Regions from separate parts of the Homo sapiens genome. Here region 2 is linked to region 1. A link is an interaction called in ENCODE POLR2A ChIA-PET data of the cell type or tissue named here. Cell type or tissue: GM12878. All regions are shown on one strand. Each heading gives the region's core, and the rest is flanking DNA. Links, peaks and the distances in the headings are about the cores only.

Region 1 (3,383 bases), core at 275-2,774:
ATAGCAGTATCTTCAAAGCTGTCATTAATTGTACAGAGGAAAAGATTAGCTGGTGTCCTGCGTCCCATCTTTCCCCTTAGGCTCCAACCTTGCTCTCCCTGGAGATGGTACCTTAGCAAATAGATAGTTTATTCACCAACTATAATCACCTTAACAATAAAAGCTCTCTTTTCGAGAACACTGCGTGTCAGGCACTTCATGAAAATTATACTAAACACTTTATGAAAATTATCTCTAGCTGCAAATTCCTGCGGATGCTATGCAAATTAGGTATAGCTACACTTTGCTGATGGGGAAAGTATAGCTTAGAGAAGGTAGACGAACTGCCCAAGGCCAGAGCTATGTGGCAGAGATGGAATTCAAATGCAAGTATAAATAATAGAATAATTTTCAGTTGGAAATTTCAAAAAGCTGTTCTAGTTACATTGATGTTAAAATCTGTTATTCATTTAAGATGAAGATGGCAAGGGGAGATAAAATTACAGGGAAGTGGTGAGGATAGAGCTGAGGAAAGAAACTTGGAATGAGATTTTAAAAAGAAATCTGGAAAGTTTGCTAGGGATGATAGTCAGAAACCTTAGTTGCTGCTTTAGATTTTTTGTTTAAAGAGGTATTTTTCCTTCTATCTCTCCTCTGATGTCTCCCTAGAAGAGGATGAACAAACTTTAAATAAAATAGTGACATCTTCAATAGTAATAAATACCGCTAGAAAGATAAATACCATTGAGGGCAGCAGCCATGTCTGTCCTTAGTACCTCAATATTTCAAAACAATGTCTGAGACATGTCAGGCCCTTGAAAAAGATACATTTCTAAAGATACATTCAATAAACGAATGGAGTAGGCATATGGTGTACTATGCCCTGTTCTAAGTGCTTTTCATCAACTATCTCATGTAATTCTTACAACCCTATGAGATAGGTACTATTTGTCTCATTTTACTGGCAAAAGAGCTTGAACACCCAGGGAGATTAAACTTTTACTCAAGGTCATAAAACTCAGAGAATATACTTTCAGGACTTTTTATTATGAACAATTTATTAGAGAAAAAATGAGAGAATGGTATAATGAACTTCTACATACCTATCACATAGTTAATTGTTCATTTTTTTGCCAATTTATGTAACAGTGAAACAGTAAAAGAACTAACATAAAGAACTCTATTTTTGTTCACGGGGTCTTTATCCATTCATGCATGGAGGGGAGGTTAATTTTAGAGCAGTGAGATAATATGCAAAAAAAATGTAGTTTTAAAAACTAGCTCTGGGATTAAAGGGAAAGTATGTAAACAACTATGGATTGTTAAAAATTTACAGGAGGGTTGTGACCTGGAGAACAAATATAAATATAATCTTTAGATAACTTCCATTTGACAAGAAATACAGGGGCTAGAACATAAGCTAAACAACAACATGTAGAAGCAGCCCAGGAAATTAACATTCTATAGAGACAACTTATCTGTTCTCTTCAGCAAATCAATGCTTGGGCTCACTGGAACATCAGGACAAAGACATTCCCAACCTTCTTGGATCCTTGATGGTGCTCAGATGTCTCCAGTCAATGGTCACCTCTTGATCGTAAATCCCTTCTCTTCCCCATGCCCTTAACATAAAGAGCCTGAAACTTGTACTCACTTAAGAGGCTACTTTGGGTTGCTAGTCTGCCATCTTCTCAGTTTGCTGGCTCTCTGAATGAACCTGCTTTTCCTCCCACCAACTCTCATCTCTCATGTTTGGCTTTGAGGTGTGAGTTGCCAAACCCGGGTTTGGCTACCCTTACACCATCCTTTTATTTTACTAGATGATTTATGTTACAGCTAGAAACATCATGACATTTAAACGCTAATGGTCACTTCCCATCTCTAAAAATTACATAATTTTTCTTTTATAATCACAATACTGATTTATTCATACCAAGATCCAACTGAGGTACACAGTTTCCTTTATATGTCTTATAAGGCTCTTTTATTCTAGAAAAAGCACTGATTTGTTGAAGAGAACAGAGAAATTGTCTCTATAGAATGTTCACCTCCTGGGTTGTTTCCTCATGTCATTGTTTAACTTATGTTCTAGCCCCTGTATTTCTTGTCAAATGGAAGTTATCTAAAGGCTATGTTTACTCTCGTAACCATTCCACTATGGAACAAGAGTCCTGGCTTTCTAGTTTACTGTCAGTCATTGACTAGGGAAATTCATTTAGCCTTTCTGAGCCTCAATTTCTTGTTTGTAAAAAGAAGCAATGATTCTAAATGAGATAATGAATATGGAAGTGCTAAAATAATGTTAGAACTTATAAAACTGTCTGAGTTCAAATATCAGGTAGCCACTTACTAGCTGCATGACCTTGGGCATATTAATTAACTATTCTTCCTTCATTTTCCTCACCTTAAGGTGGGAATCAACCTTGTTATAAAGATTAAGAAATATATTGTGGTCTGGGTGCGGTAGCTCATGCCTGTAATCTCAGCACTTTGGGAGGCCAACGCTGATGGATCACTTGAAGTCAGGAGTTCGAGGCCAGCTTGGCCAACCTGGTGAAAACCTGTCTCTACTAAGAATTAAAAATTAGCTGGGCATGGTGGTGGGTGCCTGTAATCCCAGCTACTTGGGAGACTGAGGCAGGAGAGTGGCTTGTACCTGGGAGGCAGAGGTTGCAGTGATCCGAGATCACACCACTGCCCTCCAGCCTGAGGCCTGAGCAACAGAGCGAGACTTCATCTCTCTCTCTCTCTCTCTGTCACACACACACACACAATATATATATACACACATACACACACATATTATATATATTATATATGCAATCTATCTATATATACAGTGTGTGTAAATATATATATATATAGAGAGAGAGAGAGAGCATATGCAAAGCCTTTAAAACACTGCCTGTATGTAATAGGTCCCCCAGTAAATAATCAATAAAAAGGTCATGTAAATGTTATCAATATCAATACACTCACCACAGGGATACTTTTTAAACAGCAGAGAACCTAGGAAAAAAAATAGAAAATGTACAATTGCGGAACTGGGCTATGTTGCAACATCCCTAAATGCAAGAACTTGTTGCCCAACTATTAAGAAAATCTAGGGATTCACTGTGTCTGTTCATGATGTCTCATCTTACGAAGTTTGAGAGAGGATCCGGGTGCTTTAGGAATGATTAATAGACACAGACAAAAAAAGGAAAATAAAATGGGCAGAAAGAAACATTAATTTTGCATGTACTTGAGCAATCACAGTGGAAAGGGGCAAGAGGTTAAGAAAACACTCCAATATCCTCCGTCTCCCTACATTGTTTTCAGTATCCAGGATAAATCAGATTATATCAAAATATAAAGTGCTCTTAGCTATCCTATACCAACCCCTGTTTTATACTTGACATCAA
Region 2 (10,500 bases), core at 4,610-7,109, 420 kb before region 1:
GAGGTGGGAGAATCACTTGAACCTGTGAGGTGGAGGTTGCAGTGAGCCGAGATTGCGCCATTGCACTCCAGCCTGGGCAACAGAGTGAAAAAAAAAAAAACTTTTGCCAAGTACTCTACAGTACCCAGTGGGAAGCATCCCAAGCCTTTCATGGCGCTCCCTTCCAAAGCTCATAATTTGTGGTTAAACTCTCCTCATAATTTTTGGCTAAACTCTCCTGCTCACATTGATCCCTCAGGGGAAGGAGACAGGGTAGACAGATGAGGCTTCTTTAAAGGCAAAAAGCTGAAGGTCTCGGATCTTCTACAAAGAGTATTGCAGAGGTCACATCTTCTAAGTTTGACCAGGTGACATTAGAGGTTGCTAAAGAAAGAGTTGGTCCTGAGATACGGCTAGATATTTTTAAATTAATTATTAATTCCACATTTACTCTAGCCTGTTACGTGACATACATTGGGGATGCAAATAGCAAGAAAGAGCGTAAACAGGCAATTGCAATCCAGTTTTATAAGTGGTGTAAAAGCACAGCAGGGACAACTATTCTGTAGTGAATTAGGAGGGAGGGGATAGAGACATGTCTGAGAAGACTTCTAGGAGAATGCATGTGAGCTGAGAGTTGCAGGTTACATAGGGGTTAGGAGAAGGGCAATGTCAAAAATGCTGCATGGAGGAAGATGAAATGCAGGGCCAAAGCATTCTGAGTTCAGATGACTGCATGAATAGCTTGTGTTTAGTGTCAAAGAGAGAGCCCTGAGATATGCTGCTGGAGAAAGTTTAGCCCCAAGTTATGGAAGGCTTTTTACATACCCTATGGAGAAGCCATGTAGCTCCTGCCTGCAATTCTAACATTTTGAGAGGCCAAGGCAGGAGGATCCCTTGAGCCCAGGAGTTTGAGATCAGCCTGGGTAACATAGTGAGACCCTGGTCTCTGTTTATATTTAAAGGGGAAGAAAAGCCTGGGTTTTTTTTCTTTGCTTTTTTTTTTTTTTTTTTGAGATGGAGTCTGGCTCTGTCACCCAGGCTTCCAGGCTGGAGTGCAGTGGCGTGATCTAGGCTTGCTGCAACCTGCCCCTTCCAGGTTCAAGCAATTCTCCTGCCTCAGTCTCCCAAGTAGCTGGGATTACAGGCACGTGCCACCATGCCTGGCTAATTTTTTGTATTTTTAGTAAAAACAGGGTTTCACCATGTTAGCCAGGCTGGTCTCGAACTCCTGACCTCAGGTGATCTGCCTGCCTCAGCCTCCTGAAGTGCTGGGAATATAGGCCTGAGCCACCCCATTCGGCCCAAGAGCCTGGATTTTTGTTTTTAACTAGAGAGCTAGTGAAACATTCTTAAGCAGGGTGGAAAATGATTGGAGAGGGGCCGGGTGCGGTGGCTCACGCCTGTAATCCCAGCACTTTGGAAGGCCAAGGCGGGCAGATCACCTGAAGTCAGGAGTTCCAGACCAGCCTGGCCAACGTGGCAAAACCCCATCTCTACTAAAAATACAAAAAAATTAGCCAGGCATGGTGGCGGGTGCCTGTATTCCCAGATACTCGGGAGGCTGGGGCAAGAGAATTGCCTGAACCCGGGAGGCAGATGTTGCAGTGAGCCGAGATCGTGCCACTGCACTCCAGCCTGGGCTACAGAGCTCCCTCTCAAAAAAAAGAAAAAAAAGAAAAAAAAAAAAAAAAGGAGGTTGGAGAGGATACGAAGATGAGAAATGGAGGGCTTCCAGAAAGGATGAAGTAGAATGAAAGCATTTCATGGCTTTCCCATAAAATGGAGGGCAGAGGGAAGAAGGAATTCTTATTTTTCTGACTTAGGAAACCTAGATGGAAGATGGTAGTAAGATAAGCAAGTTTAGAAGGAAAGTTAGGTTCATTTTTAATTTTTTTAGAGATAGGGTCTCACTGGGTTGCCTAGGTTGAAGTGTAGTGGCATGATCATAGCTCACTGCAGCCTCCAACTCCTGGGCTTAAGCAGTCCTCCTGCCTCAGCCTCTCTAGTAGCTGGAACTACAGGTGTGCGCCACTACGCCCAGCTTATTTTTTTATTTTTTGTAGAAACGGGGTCTCACCATGTTGCCCAGGACGGTCTCAAGCTCCTGGCCTCATGCAATTCTCCCACCTCGGCCTTCCAAAGTGCTGGGATTACAGGTGTGAGCCACTGCACCCAACAGGTTCATTTTTAGACATGCTTTGTAAGATGTGCCTGTTCAGAAGTCGAGTAAGCAATTTTAGAAAATGGGTCTTAACATATCATAGTGGCATTTTTGTGAGAACCGAGGAATGAGAGACTGAGAGAGCCTGCACATAAAATCAGCTGGCCAACTTAAAACACATATAATACCTTGACCCCATCTGCAGAGATTCTATTCAATTAGGGGCTAGGGCAATTTTAGACACACACACACACACACACACACACACACACACACACACACACACACATAATTGCCTTAGCCCTAATTGAATCAGAATCTCTGCAGATGGGGTCCAGGTATTTTACATATATATGTGTGTACGTATGTGTGTGTGTGTGTATATTTTTTTATACATATACACATATGTATATATAAATTATATATATGTATGTATGTGTGCATGTGTGTATCACACTGGAACCAGGTGCAGGGGCTCATGCCTGTAATCCCAGCACTTTGGGAGGCCAAGGAGGGTGGATCACCTGAGGTCAGGAGTTTGAGACCAGCCTGGCCAGTGTGGCAAAACCCCATCTCTACTCAAAATACAAAAATTAGCCAGGGCCAGGGGCGGTGGCTCATGCCTGTAATCCTAGCACATTGGGAGGCCGAGGCGGGTGGATCACGAGGTCAGGAGTTCGAAACCAGCCTGGCCAATATGGTGAAATCCCGTCTCTACTAAAAATACAAAAATTAGCTGGGCGTGGTAGCACACACCTATAGTCCCAGCTGCTCGGGAGGCTGAGACAGAAGAATCGCTTGAACCCAGGAGGCAGAGGTTGCAGTGAGCTGAGATCCTGCCACTTCACTCCAGCCTGGGTGGCAGAGCGAGACTCCGTCTCAATAAATAAATAAATAAATAAATAAATAAATAAATAAATAAATAAATAAATGAATAAGCAAGCCGGGCGTGGTGGTGGGCGCCTGTAGTCCCAGCTACTCGGGAGTCTGAGGCAGGAGAATCGCTTGAATCCGGGAGGCAGAGGTTGCAGTGAGCCGAGATCGTGCCACTGCACTCCAGCCTGGGCAGCAAAGCAAGACTCTGTCTCAAAAAGAAAAAAGAAAAAAGAAAAAAGAAAAGAAACCGACTTAAGCATAGACAAGTAAATGACTCAAGAACATAGGCAAGTAAGTGACCGGAAAAGGACTTAAATCCACTCTTTGTCATTAATATACCTAGCCTATGGTAAGTCTATACTACGGTATTAATTTTCCATAGCTGCATAACTAATTACTATAAACAGTAGCTTAAAACAACACCTGTTCTATCCATTCACGGTTTATCCGTTCATCTGTAGATGAGAAGTCCCACATGATGTGACTGGGTTCTCTACTCAGGGTGTCACAAGACTGAAATCAAGGAGTTGACCAGCTTGAGTTCTCATCTGGAGGCACTGAGGGGAAAGCTGCTTCCAAACTCATTCTTGTTCTTGGCCAACTTAGGTTTCCTGCAGTTGCAGAACTGAAGACCAATTTCCTTGCTGGCTGTCAGCTGAGAACCACCCTCAACTTCTAGAGACTGCCCGTATATTTTTGCCACATGGTCCCCTCCATCTTCAAGTCTTGTGTTTTGAGTCTCTGACTCCTTTCTGCAACCAGCTAGAAAAAACCCTCTGCTTTTAAAGGGCTCAAGTGATTGGTCAGGCTCACCCAGATAATCACATATTTTAGAGTAACCTGTACTATATAATATCACCTAATAACAGGTTATAAATTAATATGATGAATTTCATAGTCCCAGGGATTATGCAGGGTTTTGTGGGGCTGGGAGGGTGTTTTGTGGGTCATTTTAGAATTTTTCGTACTTCAACTACCAAGGGAAACCAAAAGGGTGAAATTTAAGCTAAACAAATGATAGGCTCTTGAGTCTGAAAAAACTGTAAAGTCACCTAGTTTAGGCGTGACAGCCACAAACATCTCATTTCAGATGTACTCTTAATCTTTCTTGAGAATGACAGTCTATACTCATCCTCCATTTTAAGCCTATTGTTTATAAATTCTAAACTAAGGTCATGGCGCTTTTATTTCAAATTGTAATGAGTCCATGCTGGCTCCTTATTTATGAAGCAAGTGAATACAAAGCATTGAATTATTCTAACAGCCTTATGGAGTTTATATAAAACTTTTTTTTTTTTGAGACGGAGTTTTGCTGTTGTTGCTCAGGCTGGAGTGCAATGGCGCAATCTCGGCCCACTGCAACCTCCACCTCCCTGGTTCAAGGGAGTCTCCTGCTTCAGCCTCCCGAGCAGCTGGAATTACAGGCGTGCACCACCACGCCCGGCTAATTTTGTATTTTTAGTAGAGACGGGGTTTCTCCATGTTGGTCAGGCTGGTCTTGAACTCCCGACCTCAGGTGATCCGCCTGCCTTGGCCTCCCAGAGACACCGCATCTGGCTAAAACATTTTTCAGTGAATAAATGCAAGAGATGAAAATTATGAAATGGGAGGTGGAGGAGGAATAAAATCAGCATATTAGAGATATTATTAAACCACAACTTGCTTCTTAGAGTTTGAGGGAAGCCTGACTTAATTCTTTTTTTTGACTATATATATTTAAAAATGAAAAATGCCAAGATGGTATTCCAAAAATTGAGGTATATTTTTAATGCTAGGTTTAGCAAATCAATGCTTTTAACAAATACTGTACAGTGACTCTATGTTTACCTCATGTGGAGGTAGCATTGAAAGTCTACATTTGAAGCCTTTACAAATGGCCTTCCTTACCTCTTCTATATATCCTGGATTTCAATCTGAAGATATCTGTAAAAATCACAATGTTTATATATATCTACCTTGCAAAATCTGCCTTTGCACAAGAAAAACAAGTATATTTTAAAAATTTATGGCAGTATTGTTTTTAATAATGAGATATAGAAAAAGGTAAAAAAGCTGATAGTTGTCAGTTTGATTACATAGATTATGTTATAACCATACAATCCAATACTGGCGAACGTGGATTAAAAAGTATGATAGGTCTACATAACTGCCATGAAAAAAGTCCATAATATGTTTTTAAATGAAAAAAGCAAATTGCAGGGAACTTAAAACAACAACAACAACAAAAAACCCTGAGAAAAGTGATTTATCACTTCAGTTTGTAAACAAGGGCCTTGCCTTATCACCTTTGTAACATTTGTAAAATGCCTACCTCTAGCTGAATCCATATGATCTTTGTTACCACGGAACAAATACTATTTTATTATAATTATGTAGAAAAAAAGAAAAACGTCTTCCACGGCAGCCGAAATAGCTCAGTTGGGAGAGCGTTAGACTGAAGATCTAAAGGTCCCTGGTTCAATCCCGGGTTTCGGCAGCGCTTCCGTTTTAGGCGTTAGTCATCACTACATGTGATTTCTGCAGTTAACAGGGTCTTTCTGCAGTTAACAGGGTCAACACCCTGTGGGTTCTCACGCGGGCTGGGGCAGTTAAGGGAAACCTTATCGTCATTTTCCCCTGGGAGGGAGGATACTGGGGACATATGTCTTACCTTTTAAACTGCCCAGTACGAAGTTACGCCTCTGCCCTCACTTGGGACCTGGTTTGAGACAAGCTCTTCCGGAGCACTGCGCATAGCTCACTTTCTTGAGCAACCCTGTGTCCCCGCACCCCGCTCCTCTTCTTTCGGGTTCTAGGCAGCCGTGGGCGCTGCGACCCTTCTCTCACTGTCAGAGGGGCGGGAGCTCTCGGCCTGCGCCGCCTCCGCTGCCTGCTTGGTCGCGGGCTTGCCGGGAATGGTGACAGCCCGGGCCCCCTCTTGGCCAAAGAAGTCCTCGAAAGCGTTCGGCGCACGGGCTTTGTCCAGCTTTTTAAACCGTAACAAGGACCGGGGCCGGGCGCGGTGGCTCACGCCTGTAATCCCAGCATTTTGGGAAGTCGAGGCGGACGGATTACTTGAGGTCATGAGTTCGAGACCAGCCTGGCCAACACGGTGAAACTCTGTCTTTAAAAAAGAAAACAAAAACAATAACAAGGACCCTAGAACAGCTCTTAGGTGGGGCGGGAGACAGAGATCGGAAGCCCTTTCTAGTTTAAATCTACACTAGGGTTAGAAGACCAAATACAGGACGTCCAATTAATTTCCTTTTTTTTCTTTTTCCTTTTCTTTTCTTTTTTCTTTTTTTAAGATGGAGTCTTGCTCCCATGCTGGAGTGCAGTGGCGTGATCTCGGCTGACTGTAACCTCCGCCTCCCGGGTTCAAGTGATTCTCCTGCCTCAGCCTCCGGAGTAGCTGGGATTACAGGTGCCCGGCTAATTTTTGTATTTTTAGTAGAGACAGGGTTTCACCATGTTGGCCAGGCTGGTCCCGAACTCCTGACCTCAGGTCATCCTCCTGCCTCAGCCTCCCAAAGTGTTGGGATTACAGGCACGAGCCACTGAACCCGGCCAAAATTTGAATTTCAGAGAAACAACAAATACTTTTTAGTATAAACATGTCCCAAATATTGCATGGAATATACAAAGTACATATTTGTTGTTTCTGTGAAATTGGATTTAACTGGACACCCTGTATTTTTATTTTCCAAATTGCAAGTCACTTGTACATCATATCCTTGCACCCCTCTGAACCCTATGCACCACCTTCCCCACCCCAGCAAAGATATCCAGACGCTGTATGCAGGAAGAACTGAATTTCAGAGGACACCGTTTGATCTTCAACACCTGGCAGTTTACAAAACAGGTTTGTATCCATTGGCTAATTTGTTATCAGCACCAACAGAGAAGCTCCTGGCAGAGATCACTAGGAAACACCCCGGGAATCGGCCATCCACCAGTTTCTAGGCTTCCAGAGTTGTCCATGCTTGTCTGGCATGGGGGCGGAGGTCAGTGGAACTCGGAGGATATGGATTGAATTTCAGTAGAAAGCCTCATTAAGATGATGAACCACAGCCGGGCATAGTGGCTCACGCCTGTAATCCCAGCACTTTGGGAGGCTGAGGCGGGCGGATCACCTGAGGTTGGGAGTTCAAGACCAGCCTGACCAAAATGGAGAAATCCCGTCTCTACTAAAAATACAAAATTAACCGTGCGTGGTGGCGCACGCCTGTCATCCCAGCTACTCGGGAGGCTGAGGCAGGAGAATCGCTTGAACCCAGGAGGCAGAGGTTGCCGTGAGCGGAGATTACACCATTGCACTGCAGCCAGGACAACAAGAGCGAAATTCCGTCTCAAAAAAAAAAAAAAAAAAAAAAAAAAAAAAAGATGAGCCACTCCACTCAAGGCAAGGCAATGGAAAAACACACTTAGGGAGTGCCTTCTTTTTAGTCAGGCTGGACCATGGAGGGAGAGGAAGGAGATCCATGTGTCACATTCTAAGAACTCGCAGTGTGGTAAAAGGCAAAATGAAGCCAGCCATATGGTTTTTAGGCCTATTTATACCCCTCTCCTCTTTCTGTTAATGTTTGCCAATATGCTAGCTGATATGGGGCTTCAGCCCCAAAATCGTTGAGTTCTTGGGTGGAAAGATGTATTTTGATGAGGGGCTCTTGAAAGTCCAATGGTGATCAATAAGAAGAAACCCCAACTGATCATCTAATAGACTAGAGAATTAAACTTTTCATGAGGTTTGGTCGAACGCCATTCTAGATGTTACTAGGAAGGTGTTTTTGGTTTGTTTCTTTTGAGACAGGGTCTTGTTCTGTTGCCCAGGGGTGGGGTGCAGTGGCACCATCACAGTTCACTGCAGCCTCAACCTCCTGGGCCTCAAGTCATTCTTTGGCCTCAGCCTCCCTAGTAGCTGGGACCACAGGTACGCAGCATCACGTCCGGTTAATTTTTTGTATTTATAGAGACGGGGTGTCGCCATGTTGCCCAGGCTGGTCTCGAACTCTGGAGCTCAAGCGATCTGCCTGCCTCGGCCTTTCAAAGTGCTGAGACTACAGGTATGAGTCACAGCCCCTGGCAATGAAGGTATTTTTTACATGTGATTAACGTTTAAATCAGTAGACTCCAGGTAAAGAAGATCACCCTTTATAATGTGCCTCATTAAATCAGCTGAAGCCTTTAAGAGCAAAGACTGGAGTTTCTGAAGAAGAAGGAATTCTCCTAAAAACTTTGCTATAGGCCAGGCGCGGTGGCTTACGCCTGTAATCCCAGCATTTTGGGAGGCCGAGACGGGCAGATCACCTGAGGTCAGGAGTTGCAGACCAGCCTGGCCAACATGGTGAAACCCCATCTCTGTTAAAAATACAAAAATTAGCCAGGCATGGTGGCGCATGCCTGTAATCCTAGCTACTTGGGAGGCTGAGACAGGAGAATTGCTTGAACCTGGGAGGCGGAGGTTGCAGTGAGCCAAGATTGAGCCACTCCACTCCAGCCTGGACAACAGAGCAAGACTCCATCTCAAACAAAAACAAACAAACAAAAAAAACTTTGGTATAGAAAACCTGCCTTCCTGAGTCTCCAGCTTACTGCCCTGCTGAATTTATTTATTTATTTATTTATTTATTTATTTATTTATTTAATTTTTTGAGAGGGAGTCCTGGTCTGTCACCCAGACTGGAGTGCAGTGGCGCCATCTGGGCTCACTGCAACCTCTGCCTCCTGGGTTCCAGAGATTCTCCTGCCTCAGCCTCCCAAGTAGCTTGACTACAGGTGTGCACCACCACGCCTGGCTAATTTTTGTATTTTTAGTAGAGACGGGGTTTTACCGTGTTGGCCAGGCTGGTCTGGAACTCCTGACCTCAGGTCATCCACCCGCCTCAGTCTCCCAAAGTGTTGGGATTACAGGCATGAACCACAGCACCTGGCCTGCCCTGCTGAATTTAAACTCAAGATGGCAACCTTAACTCTTATCTGAATTTTCAAACCGTTAGTCTGCCCTACAGGTTTTGGGTTTGCTGACCCCCACAATGTGTGAACCGAGCTCTTAAAATAATCTTTCTCTACCTCTGTTTCTATCTGTCTCTGTCCTACTGGTTCTGTTTCTTTGGAGAACCTGACAGCATGCTTTAAAGTGTTACTTATACACACAGGTAAGAGTGAAGAATGAGATTGTTACTATTGTTCTGAGCAAAAGCCAACCACCTTGGGACCAAAAGTGGGAGGCATATTCCTAGGAAATGTTGGGCCTAGCCTTTGCCCTAAAAAGGCAAGCCCTGTCTGTTTTCAGCCTGAAGAGGAGAGGGGGAATCCTGGTGAGAAGCATTTGGAATTCAAGCTCAGAGAAGAAGACACGGTATTTCTGGCTGAATCACATTTCCTGCATGCCTGCACACTCCTACTCACCTTTCAAGGCACAGTTCTAATGCCTTACCCCCTGCCAGGTGCTACTCTGCCTTCCTTCTAGTGATTTCTCTGGGTTACCAAAGGTCTTGCATATTTCTCTATTAAAGCATTGATTAAAAGCCATCTCGGCTCACTGCAACCTCTGTTTCCTGGGTTCCAGCGATTCTCCTGCCTCAGCCTCCCGAGTAGCTGGGACTACGGGTGTGCGCCACCGCACTTGGCTATTTTTGTATTTTTTGGTAGAGACCAGGTTTCACCATGTTGGCCAGGCTAGTCTCAAACTCCTGACCTCAAGTGATTGGCCCGCCTCGGCCTCCAAAGCGCTGGAATTACAGGCGTGAACTACTGCTTTGGCCAAGCTGCATTCTCAAAGGTGTAAAGGGTAGAAGTATATACCACCCGAAAATATGCCACTCCGGCCTAAGGATTATTTTGCGCTAAAGGCAATTGGGAAGAAGCTGATTAAAATAAAGCTCCATAGCCTCCCCCTATCTGCCTAAAAGCAGGATATACATTTACAAAGTCGTTCCTCCTCCTTTCTCTACCAGGAAGGACAAAGGTTGATAACCTAAGACAACTTTAGGTCCTTAACAGCTTGGAGACGTGAACAGAGGGGACCACAGAAGTACATTTAACAAGCTTTAGGAACCTGCCTTTATCTAACATTAATTTCCCATATATTTGCTTTCCCACAATTTGCTGTCCCTGGAGACCCGAGGTCCTTTCTTTTTGCTTTCTTTTTTTTTGTTTTTTTTGGGACAGAGTCTCGCTCTGTCGCGCAGGCTGGAGTGCAGTGGCGCGATCTCGGCTCACTGCAACCTCTGCCTCCGAGTTCAAGCGATTCTCCTGCCTCAGCCTCCTGAGTAGCTGGGATTACAGGCGCGCGCCACCACGCCCGGCTAATTTTTGTATTTTTAGTAGAGACGAGGTTTCACCACATGTTGGTCAGGCTGGTCTCGAACTCCTGACCTCAGGTGATCCGCCCACCTCGGCCTCGCAAAGTACTGGGATTACAGGCGTGAGCCACCGCGCCCAGCCTTTAAGGTCCTTTTCCTTTGTGTTGTCACTTCTCCAAAAACGTATTGTTCTTTGTT

Evidence for each region. ChIA-PET counts read pairs that join two places held together with the same protein. Peaks named below come from ENCODE experiments on the same cell type or tissue, not always from the same donor. Only the 100,000 strongest peaks of a DNase experiment are listed, where the experiment ranks them.
Region 2: POLR2A ChIA-PET joins it to region 1 with 5 read pairs; 2 of 35 experiments call an interaction of 5 or more read pairs at or near these places.

The regions. Positions count from the first base shown.
Region 1 is chr11:59,145,432-59,148,814 of GRCh38, reverse strand. FAM111A (FAM111 trypsin like peptidase A) reads right to left here. Exons shown (of 6, transcript NM_001312909.2): 4 at 2,959-2,988; 5 at 1-18. Among named protein-coding and RNA genes, the nearest start is that of FAM111A, 4.3 kb to the right of the region's middle. In GM12878, for the core only: no CTCF peak of the experiment used is centred there; no DNase peak of the experiment used is centred there; H3K4me3 peaks cover 2,355 bases; H3K27ac peaks cover 1,731 bases.
Region 2 is chr11:59,561,375-59,571,874 of GRCh38, reverse strand. It overlaps LINC02739 (long intergenic non-protein coding RNA 2739), which reads left to right and starts at 5,745. Exons shown (of 5, transcript NR_187292.1): 1 at 5,745-6,860; 2 at 9,291-9,356. It overlaps TRF-GAA2-1 (tRNA-Phe (anticodon GAA) 2-1), which reads left to right and starts at 5,423; the gene lies at 5,423-5,495. RefSeq lists enhancers at 5,450-5,949, 5,925-6,104, 5,950-6,451. In GM12878, for the core only: no CTCF peak of the experiment used is centred there; a DNase peak (open chromatin) is centred at 5,614; H3K4me3 peaks cover 1,355 bases; H3K27ac peaks cover 744 bases.